2 separate regions of the Mus musculus genome follow, and region 1 is linked to region 2. A link is a loop called in an ENCODE intact Hi-C map of the cell type or tissue named here. Cell type or tissue: left cerebral cortex. All regions are shown on one strand.

The links. Peaks named below come from ENCODE experiments on the same cell type or tissue, not always from the same donor. Only the 100,000 strongest peaks of a DNase experiment are listed, where the experiment ranks them.
Region 1: a loop joins it to region 2, with 6 times the contacts of the local background. A loop is called at or near these places in 1 of 42 quality-filtered maps.

The regions. Positions count from the first base shown.
Region 1 is chr8:46,206,691-46,211,690 of GRCm38, reverse strand. It overlaps Slc25a4 (solute carrier family 25 (mitochondrial carrier, adenine nucleotide translocator), member 4), which reads left to right and starts at 629. Exons shown (of 4, transcript NM_007450.5): 1 at 629-879; 2 at 2,183-2,669; 3 at 3,153-3,293; 4 at 4,071-4,523. The coding sequence starts at 769. The coding sequence ends at 4,228. In left cerebral cortex, no CTCF peak of the experiment used is centred here; DNase peaks (open chromatin) are centred at 1,715, 2,383, 3,134, 4,016 and 2 more places; H3K4me3 peaks cover 3,676 bases; H3K27ac peaks cover 3,199 bases.
Region 2 is chr8:45,995,667-46,000,666 of GRCm38, reverse strand. It overlaps Ufsp2 (UFM1-specific peptidase 2), which reads right to left. Exons shown (of 12, transcript NM_138668.2): 12 at 3,709-3,965. The coding sequence ends at 3,879. Ankrd37 (ankyrin repeat domain 37) reads left to right here and starts at 817. Exons shown (of 5, transcript NM_001039562.1): 1 at 817-1,050; 2 at 1,264-1,416; 3 at 2,179-2,270; 4 at 2,847-3,053; 5 at 3,542-3,759. The coding sequence starts at 1,024. The coding sequence ends at 3,542. In left cerebral cortex, CTCF peaks have their summits at 1,357 (motif pointing right) and 2,263 (motif pointing left); DNase peaks (open chromatin) are centred at 686 and 1,289; H3K4me3 peaks cover 2,048 bases; H3K27ac peaks cover 1,617 bases.

The DNA of each region.
Region 1 (5,000 bases), 210 kb before region 2:
TTTTTCCCTGATGGCGCAGAGTGCCCGGTGCATACATATTTTCTATTGACTGAATGGTTCAAGGATTGAATGGAGAGAAGTCGGAGACAGGAGCTTGCCCTCTACTATGAGGCAATAATGGCATTAAAAAGATGTTAGTATGTATTTGGGAGGAGTATGATTTATTTGCAGAAACGCAGAGTTCTGCAGAGGCCCGAATCCAGGCAGGGAGCTCTAGTTGGAAACGCCCTGACAACGGGAAGGGGTGGAAGCCTGAAACCTTCTTGGCCAAAAGCACCGTGGTGCAAGATCGAGGTCAAAAAGAGCTTCCCTTGAAGCATCAAGGGGCCCCCTCTCTGTCCCCAGGTCGTCCCCAGGCTAAACCCTCGTGAGCTATAAATACAACGGTCCACATGCAGCAGAGACACGGTGTTCCCTCGGCTCGCTGGGACAGATAGCATGAATTTGCCCTTTAAACGTCCCAAGCTGCAGGCACAGCCCCCAACCCACCCCTAGCTCCCGGAAGCGTCTTCGCCCCCAATGCCCTCTGCAAAGGAGGGGGATGGAGAGGGGCTGTCCAGGGACCAGCCCAGCCAATGCGCGCTGCGCGCTCGCCGGGGTCCCTCCTCCTCTCGCGAGACGCCGAGCCGGGGATATAAGGAGGGCTGCGGTCAGGCGGGCGGTCCCTTCGCGTCGTGCAGGGACGGATTCGGGGTGGCGGTGCCTGGCCGGGCGTAGGCAAGAGCAAACGAGCGGCTCCTTGCAGGCTGTGTGCGCCCGGCTTTCAGCATGGGGGATCAGGCTTTGAGCTTTCTTAAGGACTTCCTGGCAGGTGGCATCGCCGCCGCCGTCTCCAAGACGGCGGTCGCCCCGATCGAGAGGGTCAAACTGCTGCTGCAGGTCAGGACGGCTGGGGGCGCGAGCGGGGCGCGGCAGGGCGCTGGGGGGATGCGGGGCGGGGCGCGCGCGTCAGGGCGCAGGGATGCGGGCGGGGCGCGGGGATGCTGCGGCGCGGGCGCGCGCGACGCTGCGGAAAAATCTGTGCTAGGCCGCAAGCCCGGGGCCTAGGCGAAGGGGAAGGTGCCCTCTACGCAGATACAGGTCCAGCGTCAGTGGCAGATTCCTGGTGTCGGGTGGCGCCCGCGTTGGGGTGTCTATATATGGAAACCCACCCCGAAGCTGGTCTACCTCGAGCCAGATCCTGTGCCCGGTACAGCAAGCGACATTCCATCTAAGGCCTCTTAGGCGGGCCTCACCCTTTGGCCACATCCTCTGCACCTTCTTATCTGCATCCACCCTTGACAATTGAAGCATCAGATTAATCATTGACTGGGGTTCGCTCTATGTCGCGTGCGCTGCGCTATAACTTGACATTGATTTCATTCATCTTTCCTATAACCTCTGCAAGATAGGAATCGTCCTTGGCCCGTATTCACAGATGGAGACACTGAGGCAGAAATCCAGAAGTAATATTCAGGATAAATTCAGACCGCCTTGGCCATCTTGTCCCCATATAATTTTCTCCCCGGTCATTGAAGGGGCCTGCCATCATCATCTGATCCATCTCAAAGGCAAACGCTGTTCAATGGGGAAGAGCCGTTTGGGCATTTAAACATAACACAAAATGCTCCAACAGATTGGCCACGGCAGTAGTAACTCACTAATCACTTGAATTATCTGCTTGAAAATTTTCAGACACCTACTGTTAAGACAACCTTGTCTCGGGGGACATTCGAGTAAAGCAGGGACATTGTCATCTGCTCACCATGTTAAGAGCCCTTGAGGGAGGGATCTTTATTGCCATTCCCCATAAGCCTGCAGGGAATTTCGCTCAAATGTCCTTATAATGTCGAGAAATTGGACTGCTTTTTAGCTTAGTCAAGTAACTAACATTTATTGGTATGTTCTTGGTAACTGATTTCCTGATACATTAAAAAACAATTGGAATTCTCCCTTGTCACTTGAAAGTGAAAGATGGGCGAGGAACCCTGGGCATAGCAGTGCACATTTATAATCCCAGCATTTGGGAGGCAACACAGGATGATTTTTTAGTTCCAGGCTAGCCTGGGCTATATAGGATGACCCTATCCTTTCAAAACAAAAATAAGAAAAACTGAGGAAATACAAATCCTTTTTCCCCCTCTGTCTTCCCTTCTCTCTGCCTGTCCTCTGCCACCCCTTCCTCCCTCCCACCCCAAACTAGGTCCAGCATGCCAGCAAACAGATCAGTGCAGAGAAGCAGTACAAAGGCATCATTGATTGTGTCGTGAGAATCCCCAAGGAGCAGGGCTTTCTCTCTTTCTGGAGGGGTAACCTGGCCAACGTGATCCGGTACTTCCCCACTCAAGCCCTGAACTTCGCCTTCAAAGACAAGTACAAGCAGATCTTCCTGGGAGGCGTGGATCGCCATAAGCAGTTCTGGCGCTACTTTGCTGGTAACCTGGCCTCTGGTGGGGCAGCTGGGGCCACCTCCCTCTGCTTCGTCTACCCGCTGGACTTTGCTAGGACCAGGCTGGCTGCCGACGTGGGCAAGGGATCTTCCCAGCGAGAATTCAATGGGCTGGGCGACTGTCTCACCAAGATCTTCAAGTCGGACGGCCTGAAGGGTCTCTACCAGGGTTTCAGTGTCTCTGTCCAGGGCATCATCATCTACAGAGCTGCCTACTTCGGAGTCTATGACACTGCCAAGGGTGAGAGGGGGGCTTTGGGGTGGAAGGTGTGGGGAGGGGGTTATGGAGAGAGGATTCTGTGTGATCTACCCTTCCATGATGACCTTTGTGTGTTAGTTGCCTTTCCTACCTCTGAGCTAACCTGAGTTCTGAGGAGGTAATGTGATGTGGTTTGGATAAGTTAGTAGGTAAAGGAGCCTCTGTCTCCCGTACTGGTAAATACTGTGGCTTTGAGCTACTCAGGAGGCAAAGCCTCCCTCTAACCCAACACAGCTGCTAGTCTCTCAGCTGAACTAGAAGCAAGCTCTGTGTCAATAGAGCTGTAGCTTCTTTGGATTAAGGGAAAGCGGCAGCCAACTTTGCCTGGTTGCATGTAAGGGGGCCTCGGGGGAGGAGCTGGTTCTTGTGGAAGGGCAGGGTATGGCGTTGGGTCCGTAGCCTTGTCTTCCGTTGACCTGCTTTTGAAGCACCTGATAGCCATTTGCTTCTTGGCTCTGCTCACAGGGATGCTGCCAGACCCCAAGAATGTGCACATTATCGTGAGCTGGATGATTGCCCAGAGTGTGACAGCGGTGGCGGGGCTGGTGTCCTATCCGTTTGACACTGTTCGTCGTAGGATGATGATGCAGTCTGGCCGGAAAGGGGGTAAGCATGAACTCCCCCAAGTGTGAATCTTAGGTGTTACCCCTGGAGAACATACACTCACAAGTGCTACGAGGCCTTGTTTTTCTAAGTTGAAGGGCAAAATGTCTTCATCAGGCCTTCAGAAACCAAGATTCTAATTTCTCCTTTAGCTTTTCCTTAAGGGAATTTTGTTCTTTTTATTAAAGAAATAAGAACGTAACAAAATGAGGTTTTTAGAGTTGGCCCTAGGTATTTAGCATTAACAGCCTGGGTGCATAAGCAAGGGCAAAGAAGTAATTAGCTGTACACTTAAAACCCCTGCTTCCGATTATAGTTATTGGGAGTATAAATGAGATGGGATGTTTTAGCTAAATGAGAAATGGCTTGACCATCCTGCTTTGGGAGTTTTAGCTTCATAGGTAAAAGCATGAAGCGGCCATTCTTAAAGTAAAAAAAAACAAAAAACAAAACCCACATATACACTCACACACATACCAAATGTGAGGGGATTTTGTACACCCCAACAGTCATACCTTTTATCCTCCACAATCTTGGGCAGTGTAATCTGAGGCCAGGGCTCGTTCGCTCATCCATAAGAAGTTATCCAGAGAGTGTGACAGACACTCCTTCCTCAGCCCGCCTTCCAGTTTTAGCCCCATAGTCTGTAAACTGTCTGATTGCTCCAGTTTTTACATAACTGATCTTTTTCATAACCGAGTTCTCGAGTTAAGGTTGCTAGAAGACAGGGTAACTGTTACTCGGGAGGAAAGGAGCCCTTACCCACGTTTGTCTCCACAGCTGATATTATGTACACGGGGACACTTGACTGCTGGAGGAAGATTGCAAAAGATGAAGGAGCCAACGCTTTCTTCAAAGGTGCTTGGTCCAATGTACTGAGAGGCATGGGTGGTGCTTTTGTATTGGTATTGTATGATGAGATCAAAAAATATGTGTAATACCCAAGCTCACAAGTTCACAGATCCATTGTGTGGTTTAACAGACTATTCTTGAGGAAATAAAACAAAAAAAAGAGACAGATCTTGGATAAAACCAGACCGTAAGGAATACCTCAGAAAAAAATGCTTCATTGAGTATTCATTAAACCACAGAAGTATTTTGTATTTATTTTACATTTAGATTCCCACAGAAAACAGGCTAGCTTATCATACTTGTTCACCTGATTAACTGAAGAACTGATGCTGAAAAGTAACTCAGTGTGACTCATTAATAAAGACTACTCAATACACTTTATCTCCCTGCCCTTATTAACTACTAACAGACTGAAAAGCACCAGTGCATGTTTTCTTTCAGGAAACGTTTGTCAGCGACTCCGGTGTGCATGCCTGTCCTGACCACATTATAGTTTCTCAAACGTAAGCGGGTCATGTACTGTCTGACCACGCTTGCTGAAGGCTCACATGTGGTAACATGCACAGAGCTCCCATAGTTCCCTGACTTACACACAGTCTTTTGGGACCCTGAGCTTTGCTGAGCTTTCGCTGAGGAGTAAGAATGTTGCATGCTTAGGAAGTGCCAGGTTTTGTGTTGTTGTTGTTTCAATTCCTGCACAGGATCCTAATTCCTAGAAATTTCCAAGTGGACAATATAAACTGAAGAACAGTTGACTGAGTTTGGGCTGGAATAACAAAAGTGTCTCTCACACAAACTGGCTGGTTCATAAACCAGCAAGCACATTCCTCATTGTTCTGAAACCTCAGAGCCTGTGGG
Region 2 (5,000 bases):
ATGCTGTCAGCAGATCACATCACTAACATTAAATCACTTGGCTGCTTTCTTCACGGTAATCTTTTGTTCTTTCCTTTCCGTATTCTTATTATTCCTAATAACCGGAGTGAGGGCCATCCCCTTGGCAAACTCCTTGTATTTACTAGCTATTGCCGGAACCAGGACGGGTTTCGGACCCTCAGGGGACGTGTGACAATGGGTGGCTTATTTCACAGGAATTGCCACCTTGCTCACAAAGGCAACACTGACTGATAGGTAATTCACTGGGTTTGGGAGAGCATCTCCTATGGTAAACCCTCCGTCACAGTCTCATCGACATGCCCTCTAACGCCCCACCGCTGCATCCCCTTCCAAAGCATCCTGCGGCGCGCGCGGCGGCGGAGGACGTGGGGCAGGAGGAAGCACCTTCGGACCAAGCTGGAGGTGGAGGACGCGGGGCCTGCGGGGGTGGATGGGTGTGGGCTACTTCTGCTTCCCTCTTTTCCGGGCTACGTGCGTGCTCTCAGTCACAAAGCCATGCACCGGCGATTGCGGCTTCTCCAGAGGGCTAAAAGGGCTTGACTCCACCCAGCAGTACGTGCCTAGCTCGGCTCGCATCATGGCCGCCGCCAAAGCGCAAAGGCCAGGCCTTCCACCCTCTTCGCCCACCACCTTCACTGCGCACGCGTGCTGCGGCCGCCTGGGCTTCGCTCCCAACAGGGCGGACCCAGGGGGAGGTCGGCCTGGCCAATCAGCTGGCAGGCCGCGCAGCAGGCTCCGCCCCCTCCTCTTTTGCTTGGGGTTCCAGGCTGCACATGTCAGTGTTTGGGTACGTGAGGCCGCAGCGGGGCTGGGGACATCGCGCTGGGCAGAACCAGGCCGTGGGAACGCTCCCAGGCTGGGGAGCGGCGGGGAGGAGCCGCGGCCCTGCAGGTTCCCGAGAGCTTTAAATTCTCCCGAACTGGGGCAGTCCCTTGCATTCTTACCGGCCAGTGTTGCCTCTCTGAACTCCCGGGGACACTTGTCATCTGCTTTAGGTGGGCGATGCTGTTGCTTAGTTGCAACTTGGAGGTGAGACTCTCGCCCCTTTAAGTCCTGCAGGCTAGATCTCCCAGAGGTCTGTGTGTCTTAGGAGCTCTAACAAACGTGACAGTGACAAACTGCTGGGTTACCAAGTCAAACCTTGTCAGATCTTGTTTTCTTTTTTTTTCCGTGGAGGGGTGGATTTTCAGCTCAGAGGGCTCGAGCGGGACAGGACAGTGACAAGCTGTTCTTTTCCTGCAGGAGGATGACCTTAAGAGTTTGCTGGAGACAGGAGCATCAGTGAACGCACCTCCGGATCCCCAGGAGCAGTCGCCTGCTCACCTAGCTGCAGGTGGCGGCCTTGCGTGCTTTCTTCTCTGGCAGCTGCAAACAGGTGCTGACCTCAACCAACAGGTAACTAGGTAACCGATTGTTGCTATGTACAACCCTCTCCTCCACCCAGTGTCTGCACGGACATTTCCTAGATGTCCGTTTCAGTTGGTATAAACAGGCATATAGGAATTTCCAGGAGAAAAATACATACTGCAAGATGGTAACTTGGAACTTTTTAGTATCCACATTAATAAAACAAAAACAAGCCATGGGATTTCTTTTAATAATCTAATCCCAAATACTCTTTCAGTATGTAATTATATCAGCAATGATTTATGTGTATTTTATTTTGCTCTTGTACCACGGTTCCCAATTCAGTGTGTATTTTACTTTTATGGCATAGCTCAGTGAAGTCGAACCACATTTCAAATATATATATATAGCATGTATTTACTGTACTTTTAAAAGTACTTGCTATTGTCCAAGTTCCAGTCAACCAGGAAATAGTATGTGGGAAACATGCCCACCATCAATTCTTCCAGTAGTCTTCATCTTCATTAGAGTGTGACGAAGTTTTTAATTGTAAACCTTTGGCTTCTATAGAACTCTATAGTGTGCTGGCATTCCCTTAATTTTTTAATGTGTGCAAATATGATGGCATGTTTTTATTAATGGAAACTTTGTATTAGCACAGCAAGAGAACTTCATGAAAAATACAATTAGTGGAATAATCCAGTTGTTACAAGGTAGTTTTCACTGGCTCCCTCAAATAGCTGGTATTACTTTGCCCACTGGCTTCTACAGAATGTTAGGGAGACCCTAATGTGCAGTCTTGTCTTACAGGATGTCTTGGGAGAAACTCCACTCCACAAGGCAGCAAAGGTTGGAAGCCTGGACTGCCTGAGCCTCCTTGTGGCCAGTGATGTCCAGATTGGGTGAGTCTGAAATCAGTGGTCTGAGGCTTTGTGGTTTCTTGGATTAAATTAACCATACTCCTAATTATATATGATCTTAAAAATAATACTCGCCTAACTGGTAATATAATGTTATCCTTCCAGGAATTGAATATTATCAAATAGAGTAAGTGGAAACAGATGTTCGGCATCCAGAGGTGCAAGTCTTCATGGCATTCTACTACAGTTTTGGCTCAGGAAGACTTTTCCTATAGAAGTTCTCACTGGCTATCTACTGAACCATATAGTTAAATACAGTGAATTTGAACACCAAATATTCTTGTAGTTAGATTCTTTCAATAGTGAAATATGATAATGGAATAAAAATACGATAGACTGTCCATGATATGCGGTGTGCTAGTCACTGAGCATACAGTGAACAGAATTTAATTTCCTTGATCTTTCTTTGGCCCAATTCCGGTGTGATGTGTATGTATGTTCTCGAGAGTGTGAGACCTCTTTTATCCTGTTCCCTGTGTTGATATGTATTCCAATTTCCTCTACTAGAAAAATAATAAACAATAATTTTCACTTAACTCAATTTTTGTCTAATTTCAGCGTATGCAATAAGAATGGGCAGACAGCTGAAGATCTTGCTTGGTCATATGGCTTTCCAGAATGTGCCAGGTTTCTAACAATGATTAAATGTATGCAGACGGCAAGATCATCAGGTGAGCAACAGGAGCGTGACCCCCGTGCTCCTGTGCTGAGACAGAAGCGGAGTTTCAGGACTGTGGAGAGTGGAGTGATGAAGAGAAAGTGTTGGTGAGTGCCTCATGGTGTGGCCTGCTTTCTCCTTAGGATTGGCTCTCCTGGCAGACTTGATTGTTGCACTTAATGTTGGCACTCTGATCTAAGGTCCAGTATATTTTTGTTTTTTAAAATTTTATCATTGGTTATAGTTACTGCTGACCAGCTTCTAGAGACCAAAAGTTTGTCCTGTATGGTGGGAATTTGGGGACGAGACCTTCTTTTAAAAGTTTTTTAAGGTTGTGTGTTTGTGTGTACACACATTCATGTGCCTGTGTGTGTGGAGGCCAGGAGAGGACCTGGGACCCCTTGGAGCTGGGAGGCCAGGCCAGGCATTTGTAGTCTGTCTGTCTGTCTTGTTGCTTGGGAGCTGGGATACAAGCTCCGGTCCTCATGATTATGGAGCAAGCGCTCCTACCACTGGGCCATTTCTCAGGTCCCCTTAGAAATATTTTTAGTCTCAACATGTTTGTTTGTTTGTTTTTTTTTTCTCTCCAAAACAGATGTCTTGTTGGGCAAGAGGAAAGAAGAGGCTTGAAGAAGAGCTTCACTTCAGACAGATCTACAAGCCATTGCTTTGGCTCATCACATGATGAAACTCCTGAGGAGGAAAACTTTCTTCTAAGTGAAGAGAACATTCATGAATACATGTATTTACATGACTACAATATTTTGGATGTGCATGTTTTTTACTTAACTTATTAAAAGAATATTCAAGGAATTAAAATTTCTGTGCATTCTTTACTACTTTTTAAATCACAGCTAAGATTTAAAATTATGTATGCTTTTATTAACATTAGAACAGCTCTTTTATATTCATAGTCTTGCCTCCAAGATAATTTAAAGAGCATTAGGTCGTTGAGGAAGGCATAAGTTATAGTATGCATCCTTGTTCCAAAAGTCTGGACTCTTCCATCCACACCAGCCCTAGATTTGGGAGAAAGGAGAACAAATCCTTTACAACACAAGACTCCACAATAGAAACTGTATAATATCAAGCTCTGTCAGCAGGACTTTGGCATAAGACTCAGATACTGATGTAATTAAAGGATTTTCTAAGTGAAGAAAAATCACTTGTATCCTGTGCTAGACAATCAGTAAATTGCTCCGGAATGGGAAAATGTTGCTATTATCTAAAGAAATTACATTTATTTTGTGATTGTGAAGGCCTGAGGACCACTTGCAAGAGTTGGTTCTTGTCTACCATGTAGGCTCTAGGGGTCAAAGTCAGGTCATCAGGTTTGGCAGAAAGTGTTTTTATCTGCTGAGCCATCTCACCAGCCTGTCATATGAGAATTAGCTGGCTATAAATCAATTTATATTTGTACCTCATGTAGTTGATACAATGTTAACAAATACTTCCAAATTTGCCTCAACTTCCAACCTTTAGAATTATGTTACATGTATGTAAGTGAGAAGCAGCCACATCTTCATAATGACTGGTGTTTTGATTATTGATTAACCGATCCTAGAATTATTAAGGGCATATGTGCATTTGTACATGAGATGCAGATCCTGGAACTGGATTTACAGGTGGCCGTGAGCCCCATGACGTGTACACTGAGAACTGAGCTGGAAACTGAACTCTGTTCCTCTGCAGGAAGGGCAAGAGCTGCTGGCTGCCCACTCATCTCCCCAAGTCTGATCTTAAAAGGAAGAAAGTATATTCTGCTCTCTTGTTTTTAAGACATCGATGAGACAACACAACTGCATGTGCTATAAATTCTGTAAAGGAAATGTGTCATGTTCTATTATGAAGCTTAGTCAATTGCAAAGCTTTTATAAACATTTAGTCCCGTGGTTTCTGCTGTATTTCCTAGCTTTCCTCCATAGGGCCAGGATTACTCAACAGACTTAGAACAACTGCTGTCAGGTCACTGCCCTGGCCTGGCTTCTTTGCTAACAGCTGTCTCTGGCTCTGCTCTGCCTTGTGCCTTGAGTTTAGGTGACAGGGAGAGTGAG